Regions from separate parts of the Homo sapiens genome. Here region 1 is linked to region 2. A link is a loop called in an ENCODE intact Hi-C map of the cell type or tissue named here. Cell type or tissue: Caco-2. All regions are shown on one strand. Links, peaks and the distances in the headings refer to the core of each region. The heading gives the core; the rest is flanking DNA. Region 1 overlaps LOC107987111 (a long non-coding RNA gene). Region 2 overlaps LINC01509 (long intergenic non-protein coding RNA 1509).

The links. Hi-C counts contacts between places; a loop is a spot of excess contacts. Peaks named below come from ENCODE experiments on the same cell type or tissue, not always from the same donor. Only the 100,000 strongest peaks of a DNase experiment are listed, where the experiment ranks them.
Region 1: it touches region 2 in a loop (7-fold over the local background); 1 of 110 quality-filtered maps calls a loop at or near these places.

What each region holds. Positions count from the first base shown.
Region 1 is chr9:107,367,230-107,370,143 of GRCh38, forward strand. The region is part of intron 1 of LOC107987111 (a long non-coding RNA gene); the gene reads left to right. Among named protein-coding and RNA genes, the nearest start is that of RAD23B, 85 kb to the left of the region's middle. In Caco-2, for the core only: no CTCF peak of the experiment used is centred there; DNase peaks (open chromatin) are centred at 1,222 and 1,692.
Region 2 is chr9:107,458,760-107,461,673 of GRCh38, forward strand. All of the region lies in intron 1 of LINC01509 (long intergenic non-protein coding RNA 1509), which reads right to left. Among named protein-coding and RNA genes, the nearest start is that of LINC01509, 6.4 kb to the right of the region's middle. RefSeq lists an enhancer at 1,207-1,708. In Caco-2, for the core only: no CTCF peak of the experiment used is centred there; a DNase peak (open chromatin) is centred at 1,542.

The sequences.
Region 1 (2,914 bases), core at 192-2,691, 91 kb before region 2:
ATGTCCTTTCTCTCTCCTATTTTTTCAAATTTTAATTAATTTTTTTTTTTTGAGAGGGAGTCTCACTCTGTCATCCAGGCTGGAGTGCAGTGGCATGATCTCAGTTCACTGCAACCTCTGCCTTCCGGGTTCAAGTGATTCTCCTGCGTCAGCCTCCCAGTAGCTGGGATTATTGGCACATGCCACCACACCTGGCTAATTTTTTTTTTTTTTGTATTTTTAGTAGAGACAGGGTTTCACTATGTTGGCCAGGCTGGTCTTGAACTCCTGACCTCAGGTGATCCACCTGCCTCAGCCTCCCAAGGTGCTGGGATGGCAGGAGTGAGCCACTGTGCCCGGCCTCTCTCTCCTCCTCTTTACTTGTCCTCATGGTAGGTTGTCACTCAGGCAAGAATGCAGGTGTTCATTCCGGTGGGCTCGCTTTATTCTTCCAGACTGCATCAGGATCTGTGTGCTCCTTCTTGGGGCTCCCAGCCAGCCCCTGCATGGGGTGCCAGGGTGGGCTAGGATTAGGGTTAGGGTTGCAATTAGTGTCATGATCAGGGTTAGGGTGTACTTTGTTGGGTGGGGGGAAACAGGCAGGTCCACATTGCATTCTTCAGTCCAGCTCACCTTGAAAACCTGGTGTTTTTTGACCTTGTGTCTATTTGTCAAGTGGCTCAGATCTCAGGGAGCAAAACCATGTGATTGATTAGCCAAAACCCCCCCGTACCACTCATCATCAGTGCTTGACAACCTCCACCATGAGAACTGACCTCCTGGTCTCGCCACACTGCACCAGCCAGGTCCCCAGAGGAAGCCTCTGTGTGGTCCGTTTCCAAGGGCCCCCTCATTTCTGCTCCAGGATGATGGGCAGTGGGGGTACCCACTGTTTTGCCACTGTAGCACCATAGAGAGTGAGGAAAATCAAGGACCGTGACAGTCGACATTTCCCAAGGTCTTTGTTGTTTACTCACATTCCAGTTGAATGAATGAACGAACTGATTTTTAGTCAGCTGGTTGTGCTACCATTGTAGAGAAGGGAGTACTTTACTTACGCTGCCTGATGTATCCTCACAGTAGCCCTATGAGTAGGCACCATTCTTCCCCTATTAGAAGGGAGGAAATGAAGTCTCTGAGAGGTGACATGCCTGGGTGAGTGGCAGAGTCTTGGCCTGAGTCTCTCTGATACCAGAGTTCCTGCTCCCTGAACTCCTGCAGAGTGGCTGAGGAGGGAGGCTGAGCTAGCTGACTTGAGGCTGACATGCTCTGAGAGTCAAGTTTGCAGGTGGGACATCATAAGTCTGTGGATGCATATGAGGTCACAGTAGGCTGACCCACTGTGACAACAGAAATATATAGATATATTTATATTTATTTTTCCCTGGTTTCTGGCACAGAGCTTCTAACATTCTTCTCATTTCCTGAGCGATAGCGGTGCTAGGAGCATTTTTTTTGTTCTAATATTTTGTCTTTGACCCCAGTTCCTGACACAGAGTTCCTAAGTCCCTTGGAATTTCCTAGGTGATAAGAACGTCTTTTGTCCTAATCTGAGGTGGCTCTCTGTAAGCCCCTGAACAATGTCAGGGTGGGGGCTGATTGCCAGGAAGACCAAACCATGATTAGAAGCTTAGGTCTTTCAGCCCCACTCCCCATGCTCCAGAGAGACGAGAGGAGATGGAGACTGAGTTAGTAATCCGTCAAGCCCACGTGATGAAGCAGCCATAAAAATCCCTAAAAGGCAAAATGGGAGAACTTCTGGGTCAGTGAACGTGTCATGTGTTGGAAAGGTGGCACGACCGAAGTCCATGGGGACAGAAGCTCCCGTGCTCACGCCCTCTGGAGCTTGCCCTACATGCAAGATCTTCATCTGGCTGTTCATGTGTTTATTCTATCAAGTCCTTTGTCATAAACTGGTAAATGTGAGTAAGTCTTTCCCTGAGTTCTGTGAGCTATCATATTGTTGAACCTGAGGAGGGGGTTGTGAGAACCCCAGATTTGTTGCCAAGTTGGATGGAACTGTGAGTAACCTGGAGATCCACTCTTGGTGGTTGGTGGCTGAAGCGTGGGTGATCTTGTGGGGCTGAGCCCTTAACCTGTGGAGTCTGTGCTTACATTAGGTGATCAGTGTCGCAAATGAATTGTGAGGCACCCAGTTGGTGTCTGGAGAGTTGGGGAATTGGTTGGTGCGGGGAAACCCCCTGATACTCACTGTCACCAGATTATATGAGTCTAAGGCCCCACTCTGCTTTCAGGGATCATGCCAAGTAGTTCCCTCTTCTTCCATCTCTATGTCAGCATCCCGGCTTCTGGCACTTTGTTTCTGGATCCTGCACTGTCTCTGGGATTTGACTGCAGCACCTGCAGAATAGAATATCTCAGAGTTATTTTTCTGAAATAAAGATTTCAAATTATAGACTAAATAATGAATAATGTAGGGGTCGTATATGTTTTTATGTTATGACTCCTGTAAATATTGCTGGCTCATCAACAGAACAGCCAGACATGTAAGAGTAATTAAATGCAGTTGTCTTTAATACTTTGCTGACTTTCCATGAAAAACATAGCTTTTACATATTTCTGATTTTGTCAAAAATCAAATCTTCAAAGTAGGAGAATAGGAATACTTTATTTAGCAGTTTGTTAGCTTGATTCATAATAATTAAAACATCTACACATATAGTATGTAGACCCTCATTTGGACTTCCATCTCTGGCTTTGATAAGTTAGGCATAGGACTGAGCTATCCTTAAGTTTCTAGAAGGAGTTCAGTGATTCAATATTATTGACTTCAATGATTAAAAATTAAACATTTAATATTGCTTTTTTTAAAAAATTAACACTTTAAAAAACTGTGGCCAGGCACAGCGGCTTATGCCTGTAATCCTAGCACTTTGGGAGACCAAGGCAGGTGAATCACCTGAGGTCAGGAGTT
Region 2 (2,914 bases), core at 101-2,600:
GGAACTTTCAACTTGCAGCCATGGGGAGTGAAATTAATATGGATTCTTTTCCACGTTCAGGGCAAGGAATTGAAATAGAATAGAAGTATAATGACAAATTTTTTTGAGGTCCCCCAAGTTATAGCAAAGAGCATGCTTGGTGCTCTTAAAGACCTAGATCAATTCTTTTAAATGACTAGTGAAGGAATGGGGGAACTAAGGTGTAAACAGGGGAAGGGACTTGCCTTAGACTCTAAGACCATGGGCCAGTGAGTAGATGAGCTAAAGCTGGAAATCATCAAGCATCAGAGGCCCTAGGAACTTCACTCCAACAATCTCTTCTTAGAGATGACATTATCAGCATTATTTAGGAACTGTACCTCGGCTTGTACTCCTTGTCCCAATACCCTGGAAATGTGACCTAGTTAATAATAATGATAAAAATAGCTAGTGTTTATGAAATGCTTCCTATGAGGTAGACACTGTTTTAAACACTTATAAGCAGTATCCCATTTAATTCTTATTAATGATCTTAACTTTAACAAGCCCTATTGTCTTCATTTTACAGATGATGACACTGAGGCTTTGCTAGGTTAAATAATCTAAACCAAAGTCTCACCCTTAACCTTGGCTTTATCTCCACTTGAGTCTAGGCTTCCAGTTTCAAATTTATTTAACCATAGCACCATGAAGAGGGGAGTAAGCACCATGGATCTTTGGAGGCCAGTGTTTGGGAGGAGCTGGAAAGGGTCAAGTAGGGCTTCTCAAATGTACATCAAAACTCATATTCATAACATGTAAGTGTGCAGAGACACTTCCCATTGGTTGCTTCCTTGTGTCCTTCCAACCGCCCATTTAAAAAAGGGTAAACATAAGGTTCAGAGTGGTTCAAGCTGGGCACAGTGGCTCATGCCTGTAATCCCAGCACTTTGGGAGGCCGAAGAGGGCAGATCACCTGAGGCCAGGAGTTCGAGACCAGCCTGGCCAACATGATGAAACCCCGTCTCTACTAAAAAAAATTAGCCATACGTGGTGGCATGCACCTGTAATCCCAGCTACTCGGGAGACTGAGTTGGGAGAATTGCTTGAACCTGGGAGGTAGAGGCTGCAGTAAGCTGAGATCGTGCCACCGCACTCCAACCTGGGTGACAGAGCAAGACTTCATCTAAAAAAAAAAAAAAAAAAAAGGTTCAAAGGTTCAGTGAGTTCCACAAGGTCCCATGGCTAATCTGTGACTGAGCAGAGATTTGACCTAAGTCTGCCGTTTTCTTATTCTGTCACCAAAGCAAGCAGATGATATGTGATGAGTTATGACATTACATATTTAGAGACTTCAGGATTCATGTTGTAAATAAAGTCATAATAGCTCTGTTATCTAAGCAAACTTCAAAGCCACCTTGCTGGTTTAAGCACTACTTGCTAATTGGCAGAGTAGAGTCTCTGGGTCAATGCCCCATAGAGCTGAAGACCCAATTCTGTCTTATCTCACCTAGAGTCTGAGGGAATCAACATAGTTAGAATGTCTCCGGCAGCTAAGAACAAACAAAAGGGGTGGGACTCTCAGAGGCCTACATGTAAATCTCAACAGCCAGCTCACAAATCTCAGCAACTGGCCTGTGGGTCTCAGCAGCTGATATGAATATTAGCAGCCAGCACAGATATCTACAGCCAGAGCGGATCTCAGCAGCCAGCTCAGCTCTGTGGGACTGGGAGAAAGCACACAGTCCTGAGACTTCTCTTTCAGGAGGGAGAGCTTGCACCCAACAACCAGCATCTCTGTGCATAACCCCAGGGAAAAAAATTGGACAGCTCTCAGCACCTGGCAGAGCACTGCAGGATCAGGAGGAGGCGCACAATCCTGAGACTTCTCCAGCAGGAGACAGAGAGAGAGGAGTAAAGTAGGCACACACACAGAAAAGATCTGAGAGATTCCCAGAATCTCTAACTGGATGGATTGGTGAAGGTCTATCCCTGCCTAATGTACAAAGACTGAAAGAGGTGGTTACTTCTTCAGATGTGCAGACAGGAATGCAAAACTACAAGGAACACAAAGAATCAGGGAAATATGACATCACCAAAGGAATGATATAAATCTCCAGCAACCAACCCTAAAGAAATGGAGATCTGTGAATTGTCTGACAAATATTCAAAATAATTTTTTTTTTTTTGAGACGGAGTCTGGCTTTGTCACCCAGGCTGGAGTGCAGTGACAGGATCTCAGCTCACTGCAATCTCTGCCTCCTGGGTTCAAGCGATTCTCCTGCTTCAGCTTCCCGAGTAGCTGGGATTACAGGCATGCGCCACCACGTCCAGCTAATTTTTGTATTTTTAGTAGAGACAAAGTTTCACCATTTTGGCCAGGCTGGTCTCGAACTCCTGACCTCAAGTGATCCACCTGCCTCGGCCTCCAAAAGTGCTGGGATTACAGGTGTAAGCCACCACGTCTGGCTCAAAATAATCATCTTAAAGCAGCTCAGTGAGCTACAAGAGAACGTAGATAGAACACTAAATAATACCATGAAAGCAATACAAAACTAAAATGAAAAAAGTCAACCAAAAGACAGAAGCCATAAAAAAGTAGAAATGCTGAGGCTCAAGGAAAAAGAAAAGAAAAGAAAACTATTTATCTGATAAAGAGCTAGTTTCACTTACGCAAGTGAAATAAACCAGCCACAGAAAGGCACATTTTACATGATCTCAATTATACGAGGTATCTAAAATAGTTAAACTCATAAAAGCATAGAGTAAAATGGTGGTTGTAAGGGGTTGGAGGAAGAAAGAAATGGGGAATTGTTGCTTAATGGGTATAAAATTTTTGTTACCCAAGATGAGTAAGTTCTAGAGAACTGTTGTATAACATAGCGCCTGCAGTTAACAATATGGCATTGTGCACTTAAAAATTTGTTAAGATCTCATGTTAAGATTTCATGTTAAG